Linked DNA regions of Homo sapiens: all the other regions are linked to region 3. The links are chromatin loops, found by intact Hi-C in ENCODE. Cell type or tissue: mammary epithelial cell. All regions are shown on one strand. Links, peaks and the distances in the headings refer to the core of each region. The heading gives the core; the rest is flanking DNA.

Region 1 (6,056 bases), core at 1,368-3,867, 140 kb before region 3:
ACATCTGTAATCCCAGCACTATGGGAGGCCGAGGTCGGTGGATTGCTTGAGGCCAGGAGTTTGAGACCAGCCTGACCAACATGCCTAAACCCCGTCTCTACTAGAAAAAAAAAAAATTAGCCAGGCGTGGTGGCACACGCCTGTAATCCCAGCTTCTTGGGAAGCTGATCCACAAGAATTGTTTGAACCTGGGAGGAAGAGGTTGCAGTAAGGCAGAGGTTGCAGTGAGCGGAGATTGCACCACTGCACTCCAGCCTGGGCAACAGAGCAAGACTGTCTCAAAAAAAAAAAAAAAAAAAAAAAAAAGGGCCCTATTCAACTGGCAGCAATTCCCCAGTGTTGTGGGGAAGGAGGACTGGAGGCCCCAGAGAGAGCCCACCAGGGCCACCCACCATGAGGAGGAGAAAAAAAGAGAAAAGCATCCATTTATTGGATGCTTTCTATTTGCCAGGTTTGCTGGGCAGCTTGGATACATTATCTATTGCTAATTCTCATTGGCATCCCTGCTAGAGCAGTGTTATTCCAATCACAGGCAGAGACACTGAGGCCTGGAGCTCCCTTTCCAACATGCCTCCATGCGTGGGAGAGAGGGAGACAGTGAATTGTTTGAGGGGACAAGGCTTCAAAGGAAGCCCTGCACATATGCAAACCGCACGGAGAAGAGCAGAGCAAAGACAGGCCAGGCTGTCCAGCTAAGTTCACATCCAGCCGGTTCAGCATTCACATGAGAATTTCACAAGATGCTTTTTTACAAGCTACTCTTGAATATTAACATTCCAGCTTCAAATGATTATGTTTACATTTTCTGCAAGAAATATCCCACCCCACTCCTCGGAAGAGGAGACTTTAAGGATAATTTCTAAGGTGTTCATTAAGTTCAGGAGTCCCCTTGACACCAACCTAGACAAGTAAGCTTTCTTCTGTCCAGAGGTCGGGAGCTGGCCTCACCGTCGCCCTACCAGGACACTGTCAAAGGCCTTCACCAGCAACCAAAACCGGCAGGGTTGGAGAGGGTGCTTCAATGATAGAGAGACCTGTAAGACCTTGCTACTGTCCCTCCCAGGAGTGAGGCAAAAGCTTACTGGCCTCACCAAGAAAACAATGCAAAAAATAGAAGCCAACTTCCATACGTGGTGATTCTGCTTGTTCCAACCACATCTCCCTCAAATCTCCATCTCTCTCTCTGCCTAGTATCTTGAGATCTGAAGGCTGGAAGGGCCTGTGAAATGACCTAGGTCCACCCTGTAACTCAAGGTCAGCAGGTGTGCAAGTACCCTACCCACCCAACTTTCTGAGATGCCACCCTGGCCCTCTGCACCAGGCCACTCCGGAGACCACCAGGCAGCCGAGTCCAGCCTGCAGATGCTTCCTCCTCAGGAACCCAGCTCCAAGAGGGTTTAAAAGCACACTACAGACATAAATCGGTGCCAATGAATTATTCATTACATCTTATCTATAGGGAACTTATGGAACAAAGTCTCCATCCACAGGGATGAGGTGATCTTGACACAAGGCCAGACTCACAAATTACCCTTCCAGGAGTTCTAATTTTTTTTATTCACCTCAATGTGCAAAAAGCCTAATCAAACAATGATTTTAAAGATAATTTTATTGCTTTCAAGTTCCATGCAGCAGTAACTGGTGTGATAAAATGTTTTGGCTAGCAGAGGTGCAATGATCAGATGAAAATAAATTTGTTGTACAAAGAAGTGCTTCAAAGTGAATGGCGAGTATCCCTTTAAGAAGTCTTCCGTTTCTTCAGCTCCTCCTATGCACCAGGCACTGGGCCACCTCCTGGGAATTCAAAGATAACCAAGGTACCATTCCCCTCCCCAATGGTGGGGGAAAGCAATATGGGGGAGATGCCCAAATAGGAGGTATAGCAAGAGACCACAGGAGCTCAAGTCAGTGCAATCATTCTGCATGCAGAATCAAGGCCAGAGAGAGGGTGAAATTACAGCTAACTCTTAAAGGAGCTTGCCAGAGGGCAAGCTGGTAGTATTGTTTGCTATTCCAAGCAGAGGGGCTTCCACCTGCCAAGACAAAGAGACACGAATGAGTACAGCCTGAACTGTTCAAAATGTCTGGGAGGAAGGGAGGCTGAAGTTCTCTCTCAGACAGCCAAACAAAGATTTCCGAATTAAAAATAATAAAAGGCAATCATGGGGAAACAGGTTTAAGGCTTTTGACACGTAAAACTGAATAACCAGCTATATATTTTGTGTAATCTCAGCAAGAAAGATTCTGAAAATATCAATAAAACATGAAACAAAATACATAAAATTAGCTAGCGAAATATAGACGGTGTGGGACCTAACACAACACTGGATGTATTTATTCTTATTCTCTGTGAGTATTTCTGGCTGGCGAGCATCTTAACCACATAGAATAGCCAAAGGGGAGAGAGAAGAGAATGAAAGTGTTACTACCTGTTTAAATAGAGCAATGGAAGGTAAATCTTGCTGTATTTTTCCAAATGAAATCAGTAGTGTTTTTTTAATCTCTAATCTCAAATATTTTGGAGCTTTAAATTTATTAAAGTCCTGTAAAATTATCTTAAAACTCTAACTGTAAAAGACACACTAGGTGTTAACAGCTCTGCCATGGAGTTGCAGTGCGCCTGTCTGCATCACTTAGGAAGACCCTAATTCTCTCAGGACAGCTCGCACTGACACAGTAGAGTAACCTTAATCCAAAACTGTAGCCCAGTGATTTCTACAGAAGTCTGTAGTATCCACATTTTCTTGCAATCAGTCCCCAGGAAGCAAGCCAGAGAGTGGGTTGGGATCGCTATCTTCCTCCTTGGGGCACTATTAATTCAGTCACCTAATATGCTGAATTTCCCTTCTGGCCACTAGATGGAGCCTATGCATAGGCGAGATGGGCAAAGTGCACACTGGACACCTCTCAGGTGTGAGCAGAAATTGACAAATGACAATATTAAGGGAGAAAGTGTAATAAACAGATCTCTGAAATGGAAGGCAAACTGCAGGGGGATGACCATCGTTTACTGAAAAAAAAAATCACAACTGTTTAATAAGCAACATGCCATCTTGTTAATAAACACCTTAGCAAAATAAAGTTTTATTATACATTTATTGAGCACCTATGTGCCAGGTTCTATAACATATTTAAATGGCAAGGACAATCAAACATCAAGTAAGCCTTATATTTCTATCCAAAGAACATCTCTGTTCGAGGATGTCACAACCCTAAGAACAGTAGCAGTTGAAGTCCAAGGGCTTAATACCAGGTGCCAGGTTCTATTCTAGGCACTTGACATGTGTACGAATTTGATTTCTATGAATGTTTAAAGTAGATTCTATTAAAATTATAATTTCACAGATGAGGAAACTGAGGCACAAGAAGATTAAATTATTTGCCTGAGAGCTTAGCTACTGAAGAGCTGAGATTCAAACCAGCCACTTTGGCTCCATGGTCCTAATAAAATTACAAGCAAGGAACAAGACAAATCACTGTCAACCAGCAAAACCGTGGGTTATGAACTCAAAAGGAGTAATGGGAAAGTAGATCTATACAAGTTAGGGAAATCCCAAAAACCTTCAAGAAGGAAGAGGAATTTGACTTGGAAATGTAAAGATGGCATCTCTGACCTATTCAAACCACAGAAAAGGCATATGGGGGAAAGGAATCACCTGACTTAGCGTGCTGCCTTTTGAAAGTTATGATCTTGTCCCTATTTTACAGATCCACCTGGAACTTGGAAATTATTTCAATTTAAAAAACCTATTCTATTTCCTCACAATTTTTCTGACTTTGGTTTTCTAAACCTGTTAGAAAAGGTTTTCATTCTGTTGTTTAGTGAGAAAAGGAGAAATGTCTCCCCCAAATATTTTTAAGTCTCCGCATTTCTATCAAGACTCAGAAAAGTTAATAACTTTAGGACCAAAGAACTAATTGGCAGCTAAGGAGAAACTAAAGCTATGGTGACCTTCCTGTGTTCTTAAGCGGCACTTTCTGCTATTCAGTATTGAGGATGGAAGGAGAAGTAGCAGAGTAGTGAAGAGGAAAAACATTCTCAGCTATGGAAACAGCAGAAGCAAAAACTTGAAGACAGGCATAACACAGCTTCCTTTCCATCAAGCTAATGCACAGATGCTGGGGAGTACCAGGAACTAACAGTGGATCCCTACAGCACAGGATTACTAAGGACCTGTTTCATTACTTGATTCTAAGGACCCTGGACTTGATCCTAGGACCACAAGAGGCACGTTCTGAGTATTTGGAGCTGGCAAGTCCATCAGACTAAGGGAATGGTACAGGAACTGGTTCAGAGGCCAACTCAGCATGTAGTCAGAGTCAATGCAGGTCTGCACTGGACCAGGCTGGATCCCGGAATAGGGGTCAATCTGAGCGATTTCAAGTGACTCAGTGAGATCGAAAGGCAACATTCAATTAATGAGTCTCCCCAGAAAAGGACAGGCTGCAGAACTGAAACTGAACAAATTCCATCCTGAGCCAATCTCTGTTGCTGAAAATTTTACTGAGGTGCATGTGAGAAAGAAAATCCCAATTGTATCACCTGACGAAGAAAGGCTACCATAACAAAAGTTCTGTACCTACGACTACACGATATCATGTTGTGACCTAACATATGCAGTGAACTCATTATCCACAGAAATCAGACAACAGAACTAAGGGAAGCCTCACAGCAGATCTCCCTCTGCTGCTACTGGTCTCTGTGTTCATTTGTTTTCGTGGCAATCTGTGCTTCTCTTTAAAGTCCTGAGTCTGTAAGCTTGTGTATTATCCCACTAAAATGAGACTCAGGGAAATTAGGTAAAGAGAATAAATACAGGACAACACAGATAAATGTGGACACAACTGAGAGGGATTTTACAATCTAGACAGAATTAATAGCTAATGACTTAGAAAACACTTTGTAAGCTGATGCAGTCAATTGGATCATGGGCTCCTACCTGGAATTTCTCTCCATGCTTCCTACTTTTTCCAGGAAGTTATCAAAGGTCACTAAGACGCTTTGAATTTGGGGAAAACTCCTACAAATAAATTCATCTCTCCCTAATTACCATTAGACTTCTGTTCTTTAAAGTTCTATTGACTAAACTTTGGCTGACTTAAATTGGTGATGTCTCATTTACGTAATCAAGCACATATTCCCAATAACCAACTTTACAGAGACTAACCACGACTATATTTTTTACAGCAGAGGACAAGCTGAAAGCAATCACAATGTATCAGGAAAAATTTCAAGTTATGCTCTATAAAATATTTATGCTCTAACAACTATCAAAATATATTTGTTCTCCCATGTCAAGAGTAATTTTTAAAGTGGTATTTATTTTTAAACTGACAAATAATTCCAAAGCCAGTTTGAGAAAGCTAGTGCCATGTTAAAAAGAAAATGGTTGAACAAAAGTATACAAAACAGCAACAACAATGTATTTCAAACTCGCAGAATTTGGACGATGGACGGATGGATGGAGATACACAATTCTGAACAAACGGCATTCGTATTATGTAACTCTTACTGAAGTAGAGACCTATGGTATTAAGGGGGCTAAGACTGAGGAGTGAGATAAAACAAAGTTTCAAACTCCTCCCCGCAAGAACTTTCTGGATTAGCAAGACTACTTTCTAAAGTCTTTAAAATATGCAAAAAAACAAAAAAAAAATGTTTTCCAGACTATTACCAGGTGAGCAATTTATTTTTATATATGTATTTTGTGTGTGTGATGGAGTCTCGCTCTGTCACCCAGGCTGGAGTGCAGTGGCATCATCTTGGCTCACTGCAACCTCTGCCTCCTGGGTTTCAGCAATTCTCCTGCCTCAGCCTCTCACGTAGCTGGGATTATAGGCACGGGCCACCACGCCCGGTTAATTCTGGTATTTTTAGTAGAAAGGGGGTGCACCATGTTGGCCAGGCTGGTCTTGAACTTCTGACCTCAAGTGATCTGCCCACCTTGGCCTCCCAAAGTGCTGGGGTTACAGGCAGGAGCCGCTGTGCCCAGCCAGGTGAGCAGTAAGGTAGGCCCAGCTATCGCTGCAGTGTGTGATGGCCCCATCCACAGGTG
Region 2 (6,056 bases), core at 2,272-4,771, 390 kb before region 3:
GAGACAGGGAGACAAGCTTGTGGGGGGTCAACCCTGGGCCTTCTCCCTCCCCCATTCATCTTTCATTCTGAGCAGCCCCAGCTCCAGTCCCTGGAGGTGTGGGGGAGGAGGAAGAGCCACTAACATGCAGTGCTCTTGGGCCTCTCATCCAGGCAAGAGGACTCGGAGTCCAACACAGTGGTTCTCCAAGTTCAGTGTGCACAAAGCTTGTTTGCAAAGGGCTGGGCCCCACCCCCAGAGCTTCTGATTCAGCTGGGGTGGGCAAAGAATCTGCATTTATCACAAATCCCAGGTGGTGCTGACCCCTGCTGTGGTCCCTGGACCACACGTGGAGAACCAGCAATCTAGGAGAGGCTGAGTTCCAGTGAGGTGGTGGAGGACCAAAGCCCACCAAACCAGACGTGGCTTCTGCCCCAGAGGGTGTGCACACGAGTAGCAGATCCAACCAGCACAGGAAGCCGTTCTATCTGGCTACCCAGGTGGCAGGACAAGTCCATCCCTGGAGAGGCAAGAAAGCAGACAGCTACGGCTTAGGTCTAGAGAAAGATCCCCGCAGTGGGCCTTTCTCTCTGGCTTCCCCAGGAAGGCAGCAGACAATGCCAGGGTTGACTTCTGAGTCCTCTGTGCTGATGGGCCTGATCCCCATGGACCGTGAATCCTTCTTCTCCTCTTCCTGCTCTGCTTCTTACTAAGTTTGGGAATCAGTGCAGTACTTTGAGTGACTTCTAAGATCCACTCACAGATCTAATGTATAAACACACAAAGGAGAAAGAACCCCAGCCCTCCCTGCAGAGCCAGCGTAGCCAGGACAAAACAGAACCCCTAAGGCTTCGTCTGCCCTGGAGGCTATGTCCATTGGGGATCTCTCTGCATCTGGTGAGGGTCTTCATTTACACCCAAACCAGGACCTCTAACCAGCTGGTCAATCCTCAGCCTGATTCTCATTTACAGTAAAGCACAAATTATGGTTACAATGCTGCCAAGCAGCCCTGTGACATTTTCCTGAACATTCACAAAGGGACGTCAGACCAGGAAGGAGTTCAGAGACTGGGACCCAGGACCAGAAATGCCATGAATGAGCTGCACAGCCATGCGCAGATCCCTTAGTGCTATCTGTAGCCCTGTTTACTCACTCGTAGGACAACAAGGGGAATGCACAGGTGACATCTAAGCTCCCTGTCTACTTTAAGAACGACCAGAAGGAGTCACAGAGCCACCACGGAATCTGCATCACAAGCCTGAAGCCCAACCCTTTCCTGAGCACTGGGCTCTCTGTCCACACAAGTGCTGGGGGTGGAGGTTGGAGTCCTGCCAGCACAGGGGTGCAGTGAGCACACAAGTGAGTCGAAAGACAGAGCCTCTGAAGCTAAGTCAGGCTCCTCACACGCCCATCTTCAGGCCTCTGGACACATTAGTGACCACCAAACCGGTAGCAAAAACTTGTAAGTCAACAGTTCTTTCCTTTCAGTAAGGGCTCCCTCCTGAACACACAGCTATCCTGGAAAAGCAGCATAAGACATTGTCCAAATGATCCCAGATCTGGTCAATGCAACACAAGGTGTGTTTCCTGGGGAGCAGTGCCAGGATATGGCCCAGCTGGCGCTACTGTTGCTGGGGGTAGACCCCATCCATACCTGCTGTTTCTCACTACCAGGCTGCAGGTGACACTGCTGGAGGTCAGAGGGGCTCCATGCAGTCATACAACGGAAGGAGGGATGGAGTGGAAATGGATGTGTCATAAGCCCATTCTTGCTCATAGGTTTCTCCAGCTCCAAAGGAGACTGCAGCGATGCACCCCCAAATGTCGGGCTGCTTCCAGGTACCTGAGTTAGTTACAGGACAAAATCTCCTTGTTGATGAAGAAACCTCTGGGCTGCCGGTAAGGACCAATTAATCAGGCCAAACTTCCATCTACACCCAGAACCAGGCCTCTTTTCATAAACTAATTTCACTAGCAGGGAACGGAACCACACCAAAAATACCTTCTGAACAAAACATTCTTCTCCCCCACGGGAGGAAGCATGAATTATAAACCAGGAATTTGACAAATGAATGGCAGGCACACTGAAATTCTGTGTATTTGACTAATCACTTTGAAAAGCAAGATTATCTTTTTACAGTAAACACAAACATTTTTTACAATCATTGAAGAGGCTGGGAGCCAGGATACCAATATCAATAAAACCCAGGCATTATGGAGCCTGTGGAAGCTAAAGAAAAATAAAAATAAAACCCTTGTCAAAATAATAATCAAGCCATTCATGAGCTGCCTGTCAATACCATGCTTGTTTTTCGAGCCACAGCTTGGGGCAAGGCTCCCCGCTAAATTCCTTCCATGATTAGGTGAGAATTAAGAGAAGGTAAAAGGCAGAGACCTGTCTGCACATCTTTAAAATATGCATACGCTAAAGTTATCATTGTTTCCTGAAGAAAAAGATTACTTAAGTAAATTATTCAGTAAATGTGATTTCCTAATTGTTTCTTAGCTTACTGCCTTTACATTCAAAGAATGCTTTTAAAAATTAGGTTTTTTTTTTTTTTTCCCCTTGAGACAGGGTCTCACTCTGTAATCCAGGTTGGGGTGCAGTGGTGCAATGACAGAGCACTGCAGCCTCAACTTCCCAGGCTCAAGCTACCCTCCTACCTCAGCCTCCCAAGTAGCTGGGACCATAGGTATGCCCCACCATGCTTGGTTAATTTTTCTTTTCTTTTTTTTTTTTAACAGCTGGTATCTCACTATGTTGCCCTGGCTGGTCTCAAACTCCTGGGCTCAAGCAATGCCTTGCCATGGTCTTCCAAAGTGCTGGGATTACAGGTGTGAGCCACCACACCTGACCAGTTACTTATTTTTCTTTAGCTTCCATGTGCTCTATGATATCCAGATTTTATTGATATTGGTATCCTGGTTCTCAGCCTTCTCTATGTTGTAAAAAATGTTTATTTCTACACTTGGGTAGGCCCTATCTCCCAATCTGTAGACCACACAGGATGGGAACAGTTGGTTATCTTCCTGAGGACATCTCTATGTTATCTCTATCGATATTTGAGTGGTGAAGACAGCCCCAGGTACACGGTTCAGAGCACTCCATCTGGGAATCCAAAGGTCAGGTCTGAGCCTCATCTCCAGCATTTACTGAGGAACCCCTCTGGGCAAAAGATTTATTCAGCTCTCCCAGGCTGGAGTCTCTCAGCTGCAAACTGGGGGTGCCTTCCCTGCTTTTCTGGCTGAGGCCAGTTGGAAGAATTGGATGGGCTAAACATAAAAGGATACCGTGAGCTTTTAATCACCCCACAAAAGTGCAGGATGACATGTGCTATTCTCTGAAGTGTGAAAGTCCCCTGGAACAAAGTCTCAGAACAGGAAGGTCCTGTGCCCTGATAAATGGAGCTGAACCCGAGGTCTCCAGCCTACAGAGGTAGGAAGGGACAGTTTCCCCATTTTCAGTGCTTGCTGACATACTGAAAACAATTCTGCAATTATACAACCAATCATTCCAGTTCCTTCCTTCGAGGAGAAAATTGCCTCTTCACGGCTGTCTCTAGGGGGCATCAGAACCCAGGACACAGGCTGTCATCAGCAACAGAGCCATCTGCAACTGATAAGAGTATTTGGCCTTTTTTGCCTTTCTGCAGATGCTCCCACCAATCCATCTGCAAACAGGCTGGTTTATATCATGTCCACTCTCCCCCAAATCCAATATTTACATCAACCTTAGGGGTTCAGCAAGGGTGGATATGTCTATCTAGGTGGAACCAGGCACCATACAGATATTCAGACAATGTTTCCTCTTTGTTTAGGTGTTTCTTAAAAATAGCTTTACTTCTGAAGTATAACCTGCCTATCAAATATTCACCCATCAGGCCAGGCACGGTGGCTCACACCTGTAATCCCAGCACTTTCAGAGGCCGAGGCAGGCAGATCACGAGGTCAGATGATCGAGACCATACTGGCTAACATGGTGAAACCCCGTCTCTACTAAAAATACAAAAAAATTAGTCGGGCGTGGTGGTGAGCGCCTGTAGTCCCGGCTACTCGGGAGGCTGAGGCAGGGGAATGGTGTGAACCCGGAGGCGGAGCTTGCAGTGATCCGAGACAGCGCCACTGCACTGCAGCCTGGGTGACAGAGTGAGACTCCATCTCAAAAAAAAAAAAAAAAAAAAATTCACCCATCATTCCATGAGCTTCCGTAAATTTACACAACTGTCCAACCATCACCACTACTCAGTTCCAGAACACTTCCATCATCCAAGAGTTCCCTCATTCCCATTGGTGGTCAATCTCCACCTCTTCCTTGCAGCCATCCCTGGTCTGCTTTCTGTCTCTATAGTTTTGCCTTTTCTGCAAATTACATACGAATGAGTCATATAATATGTAGTCTTTTGTGTCTGGATTTTTTCTTTTCACTTAGCCTAATGTTTTAGAGGTTCACCCATGTTGTAACACGTGTCATACTTCACGTCTTTTTATTGTTGAGTAGTCAGTTGTCCTTTGTGCCACATTTCATTTATCCATTTATCTTTCTATCCACTCATCTGCTGATGAACATCTGAATGGTTTCCAGTGGGTCTTTCTTTTGGGCTGGGGGTCGGGGGAATCCCGGGAGGCTATTATGAGTAATACTGCTACCAGCATTCATACACAAGTCTTGTGTGGGCATGTTTTCATTTCTCTTGGGTGGATCCCGGAATTGCTAGGTCACAGGGTTGGTGTATATTTTCCAAAAGTCCCAGGGAAATGTGAAAAAGCGGCCATGTTTCAGCCTGACCTTTGAGCTCCAAGAAGGTATTACAAAGCACTGCGTGTTGCACAGTCGAGTGGTAGGAACAAAAGCATAGAAATGCCTATCCGCGAATTTCAATTCTTTTAACTCACCACCCTCCATCTACTTTTTCCTTCTTCTTTTCAAGGCAACAATCCTTGGTAGCACCAAATAATGTGAAACTTTAACTCCTTATTTATCTGATGCCATCAGGAAACAAGGTTGTCCAAACAAGGGGATTTTCCAGATAGTGAAAATATTCTCTTACTCAAGAGCTTAAAAATTAGCTATTTTATAAAAATTGTGTACATGTGGATTACAAAACCTGTTTCCTTTGTAAACAGCAGAGCGGTCTTGATTTTCTTAATGTCTAAGGTCATTACTCTAGAAATACACCCTATGGTGTCCTTGAGGAAACCATGGCTATGGCTTTTGTAACTGGGTTACAAAATCAGCTCACGCCGAGTGCGATATAAAAGTCAACAGGCTCTGAGTGAGGAATAAGAGCTCTACTCTATGTAAAATGCTTGAATTTTCTGTTCTGGATGGCTCAGGAGACTTTTTGAGGGGGATCTCAGTGACATTTTGGAAAGCCAAGGTTGTCAGAGTTGAAGGATCTCTGTACCTTGAATTGTTCTGTTCTCCATCAAAAACAAAAGGCTACAGAACAGAACTTTCATCCTATTGAACCAAATGGAAACATTTATGTTATCACTGGCTATAAAAGAAGTTCAAGAAGGCCGGGCGTGGTGGCTCAAGCCTGTAATCCCAGCACATTGGGAGGCTGAGGCGGGCGGATCACAAGGTCAGGAGTTTGAGACCAGCCTGAACAACACGGTGAAAGTCCGTCTCTACTAAAAGCAAAAATAAGCCGGGCGTGGTGGTGCGTGCCAGTAATCCCAGCTATTCAGGAGGCTGAGGCAGGAGAATCGCTTGAACCCAGGAGGCAGAGGGTGCAGTGAGCCGAGACAGCGCCACTACACTCCAGCCTGGGCGACACAGCAAGATTCCATCTCAAAAAAAAAAAAAAAAAAAAGTTCAAGAAAATAGTGTGACACGTGTTAACAACATGGGTGAACCTCTAAAACATTAGGCAGCAGTGTGAGGGGAAAATATTTAGGAAAAAAAACCGTCAAAGTGCTTTGTGATATGCACATGGGAAGAAATGAAGGGATAAAGCAGTGGTTTCCAATCTTTGCTGCCTGCTGAAGTGCCTAGGGATCTTTAGACAAGCACTGATTCCTGGATCCTAACCCCAAACGCTCCTATTGAATTGGGGTGGGGGTGCAACTTGGA
Region 3 (6,056 bases), core at 2,215-4,714:
ACGGTGAGCTGAAATCGTACCACTGCACTCCAGCCTGGGTGACAGAGTGAGACCCTGTCTTAAAAAAAAGAAAAAGAAAAGATGCTGTGGCCCTGGGCTAAGGGATGCATGTCAGGACAATGGGAGAGAGAAAAAAAAGAAAAAGAAAAGATGCTGTGGCCCTGAGCTAAGGGATGAATGTCAGGACGATGGGAGAGAGAAAAAAAAGAAAAAGAAAAGATGCTGTGGCCCTGAGCTAAGGGACGCACGTCAGGACGATGGGAGAGAGAAAAAAAAGAAAAAGAAAAGATGCTGTGGCCCTGAGCTAAGGGATGAATGTCAGGACGATGGGAGAGAGAAAAAAAAGAAAAAGAAAAGATGCTGTGGCCCTGAGCTAAGGGACGCACGTCAGGACGATGGGAGAGAGAAAAAAAAGAAAAAGAAAAGATGCTGTGGCCCTGAGCTAAGGGATGAATGTCAGGACGATGGGAGAGAGAAAAAAAAGAAAAAGAAAAGATGCTGCAGCCCTGAGCTAAGGGATGCACATCAGGACGATGGGAGAGAGGTGGTGTCAGGACGATGGGAGAGAGGGGGTGCAGGCTCAGCTTGGTGTTTATGGCAGATCTGAATGGTCCCTGAGGAAGGAACTGGGGTGCCATCGCGGATCCATTTGGCTCCTAAGCTGTGCACCTGGAGGGCCCAGTAAGGCGTAGGGAAGGCTTGTAGGTTCAGGCCAGGGGGCTGAAAGAATGTGTTTACTCAGCTGTTTATTTACCACTCTGTATGCCCATGACATTTTCACCCTGGAAGGTGGGGGACAAGGAGGTGAGGCTTCTGCAGAGGCTGAGTTCTGGCCCACTGAAGCTGTTGACATCCTCCCAAAGTTAGGAGCCTTTCCCTCCAGGAGCTATTCCCAGCAGTGAAATTCTTCCTAGGCAAACTTGGTGGACTGAAGACTTGACACTTTTTGCCACTTATTGCAGTCTTTGATTCCAGAATAGTGATTGGCAGGGGGAATGGTGCTTCCGAAACAAGCAGGGGAAGCTGCTGTTCCACAAGGGGCACCAAGTAGGTGTTTACGTCCAGGCTTATCTTGGGGGGGCGGGGGTGAGGAGGAGGAGGAGGAGGAGGCAGTTGCTGTGGCAGCCTCCTTCCCCTATGGGATGCTCAGAGGTGAATTGGAGGCTGAGGTGGGGTCCACAGATTGGGGATACAGCCCCCTCCCCACTTGGGGACATGCCAGCCAGAATCTTTGGTCTCTGCAGAGTGGGAAACAGACTGCTGCTTCTCAGCTGAAGTTGGATGCTATCTATTTGTTTTAGCTGGCTGGGTGTGGTGGCTCATGCCTGTAATCCCAGCACTTTGGGAGGCTGAGGCAGGTGGATCACTTGAGGTCAGGAGTTCAAGACCAGCCTGGCCAACATGGTTAAACCCTGGCTCTACTAAAAATACAAAAACTAACCAGGCATGGTGGTGCGTGTCTGTCGTCCCAGCTACTTGGGAGGCTACGGGACAAGAATTGCTTGAAACCCGGAGGCCGAGGTTGCAGTGAGCCAAGATCGCACCACTGTACTCCAGCCTGGGCGACAGAATGAGACCTGTCACACACACAAAACCATCATCTGAGTATTCAAGGATATAATTTACCTTCAAAAGTAAGGTGAGAGGAAAGAGCTGCAGAGGAAGAGTTGACGAATAACCAGCACATTAATATGTACGATAGCCCGTCTGTGTGTGGACATGTAGTTTTATAATTCATACTAGCAGTGTTCTTACAGAGTCTTACAAAGACTAGCCCAATTAAAGCAGAAGAATTGGCATAATCTTATGAACCTGCACGGCCAATGTAAGCTAGCAAAATAATAACTCAAGCTGGATTTTGACCAAGTCATCAAGTTCTATCCCGTTAGTCTCATGCTCAGGGTACCAGCATGTCTGCATGGTCTCTAGGCTGACTCTACAGCCATCTTAAGAGGGCTCACGCTTCATCTCCTTGGGGTTGGGGCCAACCCTGCCATCAGGAATGTTTTCTATTTTCTTTGGTACCCTCTGCTGGGCTGCTTTTTGTTTGTTTGTTTGTTTTAATTTTTAAAAAAAATAGGTGAGCCAGGCAAGGTGCAATGTGCCTATAGTCCCAGCTACTTCAGAGGATGACTTGAGCCCAGGAGTTCAAGTCCAGCCTGGGCAACATAGCCAGACCCTGTCTCTAAAAAAAAGAAAAAAAAATAGGTGAACATAATTTTTAGAGCAAGTGTTCACTTTTTTTTTTTTTTTTTTGGGGACGAAGTCTCGCTCTGTTGCCCAGTCTGGAGTGCAGTGGCGCAATCTCGGCTCACTGCAAGCTCCGCCTCCCGGGTTCACACCATTCTCCTGCCTCAGCCTCCTGAGTAGCTGGGACTACAGGCACCCGCCACAAAGCCCGGCTAATTTTTTGTATATTTTTTAGTAGAGACGGGGTTTCACCATGTTAGCCAGGATGGTCTCGATCTCCGGACCTCGTGATCCTCCCGCCTCCACCTCCCAGTGTGCTGGGATTACAGGCGTGAGCCACTGTGCCTGGCCCAAGTGTTCACTTTTTAAAAAACTCCTCAAGGAATAAGTGACTTTCCTTTCACAAAAGAGTAAAACTAATGTCCTTTCTTGCCTCTTTCACCCCAGCAGGCATGTATCCAGTAGATGTGTTGGAAGATGATCCTGACGCACAACAGGAAGCAGCTCTGGCTTACCATGCCTCACTTAGGGAAGGAGCTGGGGCCCCAGCTGAGGTTTTCTGTCTTCCCACTGGGGAGAAGGTATACGTGATCTTCCTTGGCGAAGAGCTCTGTAAAATCTAATTTACAGAGTAGAATGTTATTGAAAGAATATAATAGATTAAAAAAAAAACCATTCTGGAGTGAGTATTAGAATAAGTGCACCCTCAGAGGCAGAATGAATCCTGCATTGGGATTCTGGAGTCCAGAGTGTCCGTCCAGAGTTGCCAGGCAGTGAGCCAGAAAGCCTGTATGAATGTCTACCACTAACTTACTAGCTGTGTGACCTTGAGCAAGTGTCTTAACCTCTCTGGTCTCGGTATTGTCATCTCTAGACTGGGGACAATAACAGCACATATCTTATAGTGTTGTTATGAGAATTAAGTGAGATACTGTGTGCTATGCCCAGCTACCTCGGTTTCCCCATTTGTAAATGAGGGGATTGGTTGGTCTTCAATCTCCGAGGTTTGATTCAGTTCCAAAACTTTGTGATGTGGAATGAAGTTATATCAATTTTGATTTTTGGCACTGATGCAATTCTATGCATTTTGAGTAGGGACTGAAAAGTAACAGAGAGAAATGAAAACCATTTGTTAGGACAGTAGGATTGTGGGTGAAATATTAAAATTGTGTTACTTTTAAGATCTTTATTTCCCTCCCTGCAGTAAGTAAAAAGAATATGTAAGTTTTAGTCAATACCTATGTCAGCTACCTTTCTTTCAGATTTGAGTCTGATCTGTTGAAAGAGACAAAGTTTTCTTGTTTTATACGGATACAATTTCACTCACAGCAGGTATTGTTATCTGGTGGGCAAAGTTGGTTGAGAAAGACAGGGTTTTATTTCTCTGCACTGAAGTTGTTCCTGAGTTAATGAAAACAATGACTTGTACAGTTTATTGTGTGGCTTCCTTGAGATTTTGGAGATGCTAGCTCGCAGTCATTCCCTGAAGAATCCAGCGCTCATCTGTGATCAAAACCCTCCACGTTTTTGATCTGCAGATGGAGGTCGCTTTCCTCACACGCTTCTAGCGCCCCCTAGTGGCTATTAAGCCAAAAAGACTTTTAAAAGCTCGGTCAAGGCTAGCGGCTGTCTTAGCGAGCCAGCGTGGTGAGGGGCAGAGTTGCATGGAGTGTGGGGGTGCTAGGTCATCTCGGAAGTGGGGAGAATTACAAGAGTTAGCCCTGAAGTACTTTAGGATGGAGTTTCAATCATCTGCATGTATTTCACACATATTTATGGATTACATTACTTTCACCCCGCCCCAATATGTAGAATACTCAGTGAGTGAAGAATTTTAGTGTTATTAGTGACAGCATAAGACAGCTACTAAAATTAAGTTGTTTTAATGTGATAGGAATGCGAAATGACTTTATACCTATTTCCTTTTTCCCTTTCTAAAAAAAGGAAGTTTTGGCTGGGTGCGGCGGCTCACGCCTGTAATCCCAGCATTTTGGGAGGCAGAGGCGGGCGGATCACCTGAGGCCAGGAGTTCGAGACCAGCCTGGCCAACATGGTGAAACCCCATCTTTACTAAAAATTAAAAAAAAAAAAAATTTAGCCGGGTGTGGTGGTGGGTGCCTGTAATGCCAGCTACTTTGGAGGCTGAGGCAGGAGAATTGCTGGAACCCAGGAGGCGGAGGCTGCAGTGAGCCGAGATCACACCACTGCACTCCAGTCTGGGCAACAAGAGTGAAACTCTGTCTCAAAAAAAAAAAGAAAAAGAAAGTTTCATGAAAACAATCATTTGATTTCCTACTATTTTACTATTTTTGTAGTTAATAAGAAATGGGAGGCCGGGCGCGGTGGCTCACACCTGTAATCCCAGCACTTTAGGAGGCTGAGGCGGGTGGATCACGAGGTCAGGAGATCCAGACCATCCTGGCCAACATGGTGAAACCCCGGCTCTACTAAAAATACAAAACATTAGCTGGGTGTGGTGGCATGTGCCTGTAATCCCAGCTACTCAGGAGGCTGAGGCAGGGGAATCGCTTGAACATGGGAGGTGGAGATTGCCATGAGCTGAGATCTCGCCACTGCGCTCCAGCCTGGGCGACAGACAGAGACTCTATCTCAAAAAAAAAAAAAAAAAAAAGAAAGAAAGAAAGAAATGGGAGCCGTCTCCTGCCACTCGGGATGTTGAAATAGTCTAATTTGGAGTAATATTGGACCTCCTCATTGCTTAAAGAAGAAAAGAAGGTTTAACTTTTCTTTTTGAATGCAGAGAAGTTTTTCGAAACAAAAAGAAAGATAAGGAAGTGGTTTGAACATACATCATGTCATTTCACTTTGGTCCTCCTAAAAATATTTCCTTTTGATAATTAACTCTTTTCCAGTCTTGAAATTGTCCTATCACATTTAAGATACAATAATATTAATACTTATCAATTTTTCTAGTACATGCTCGTCGTTTAATATTTAGGAACTGTTACAAAGGATGGAGAAAATAAAATCATCCATAGTTAACTGCTGTGAGCATTTTGATGTGTTTGCTTTTGACTTTTGTATTTTTGCATTTCTTAAAACATGGGTGATGGGAGGCGGAGCCTGCAGTGAGCCAAGATAGCACCATTGCACTCCAGCCTGGGCGACAGAGTGAGACTCCCTCTCAAAAAAAAAAAAAAAAACATGGGTGAGATTACTCTCTGAATATAATGTGGTTTATAACAAGCACCTTTTCCTTTTCCTTTTCCTTTTCCTTTTTCTTTCTTTTTTTTTTTTTTGAGGCAGGGTCTCTCTCTGTTGCCCAGCCTGGAGTAAAGTGGTGTGATCACAGCCCACTGCAGCCTCTACCTCTCAGGCTCAAGCGATCCTCCCACCTCAGCCTCCCAAGTAGCTGGTACTACAGGCATGTGCCACCACGCCCAGCTAATATTTTATTATCTGTAAAGATGGGGTCTCACTATGTTGCCCAAGTTGCTTTCAAAGCCTTGGGCTCAAGTGATCACTGAGGTCTCCCAAAGTGCTGGGATTACAGGCATGAACCACTGTACTCAACTGTCTTTCTGTGTTGATCCAGTGCTTTGTAAATTTTGGGCTTAATGGCCCGTAACAGCTGGCTTGTGGATGAACCATGTTGCACACCACCTTTCGGGAGGGCCAGCTTGGGGACTCTTCATTAAAGTGACGCCAAAGACCAAGACATTTATAGGTTGCAAGATTTGTTAAGAAATCATTCTCTAAAACTGTGGAGGCCTGCTGTCAACTTATTTGAAACAAAGTTTTGCTCTTGTCACCCAGGCTGGAGTTCAGTGGCACTATCTCGGCTCACTGCAACCTCCGCCTCCCAGGTTCAAGCGATTCCTCTGCCTCAGCCTCCCGAGCAGCTG

Evidence for each region. A loop is a pair of places that touch in the nucleus more often than their neighbours do. Peaks named below come from ENCODE experiments on the same cell type or tissue, not always from the same donor. Only the 100,000 strongest peaks of a DNase experiment are listed, where the experiment ranks them.
Region 1: a loop joins it to region 3, with 10 times the contacts of the local background. A loop is called at or near these places in 92 of 110 quality-filtered maps.
Region 2: it touches region 3 in a loop (12-fold over the local background); 22 of 110 quality-filtered maps call a loop at or near these places.

The regions. Positions count from the first base shown.
Region 1 is chr15:98,656,207-98,662,262 of GRCh38, reverse strand. All of the region lies in intron 1 of IGF1R (insulin like growth factor 1 receptor), which reads right to left. Among named protein-coding and RNA genes, the nearest start is that of IRAIN, 8.4 kb to the right of the region's middle. RefSeq lists an enhancer at 180-990 and a silencer at 2,809-3,103. In mammary epithelial cell, for the core only: a CTCF peak has its summit at 2,863 (motif pointing right); a DNase peak (open chromatin) is centred at 2,852; H3K27ac peaks cover 346 bases.
Region 2 is chr15:98,902,156-98,908,211 of GRCh38, reverse strand. All of the region lies in intron 5 of IGF1R (insulin like growth factor 1 receptor), which reads right to left. Among named protein-coding and RNA genes, the nearest start is that of PGPEP1L, 100 kb to the left of the region's middle. RefSeq lists an enhancer at 1-346. In mammary epithelial cell, for the core only: a CTCF peak has its summit at 3,535 (motif pointing right); DNase peaks (open chromatin) are centred at 3,551 and 4,671; H3K27ac peaks cover 2,173 bases.
Region 3 is chr15:98,516,971-98,523,026 of GRCh38, reverse strand. No RefSeq gene overlaps it. Among named protein-coding and RNA genes, the nearest start is that of LINC02351, 99 kb to the right of the region's middle. In mammary epithelial cell, for the core only: a CTCF peak has its summit at 3,749 (motif pointing left); a DNase peak (open chromatin) is centred at 3,746.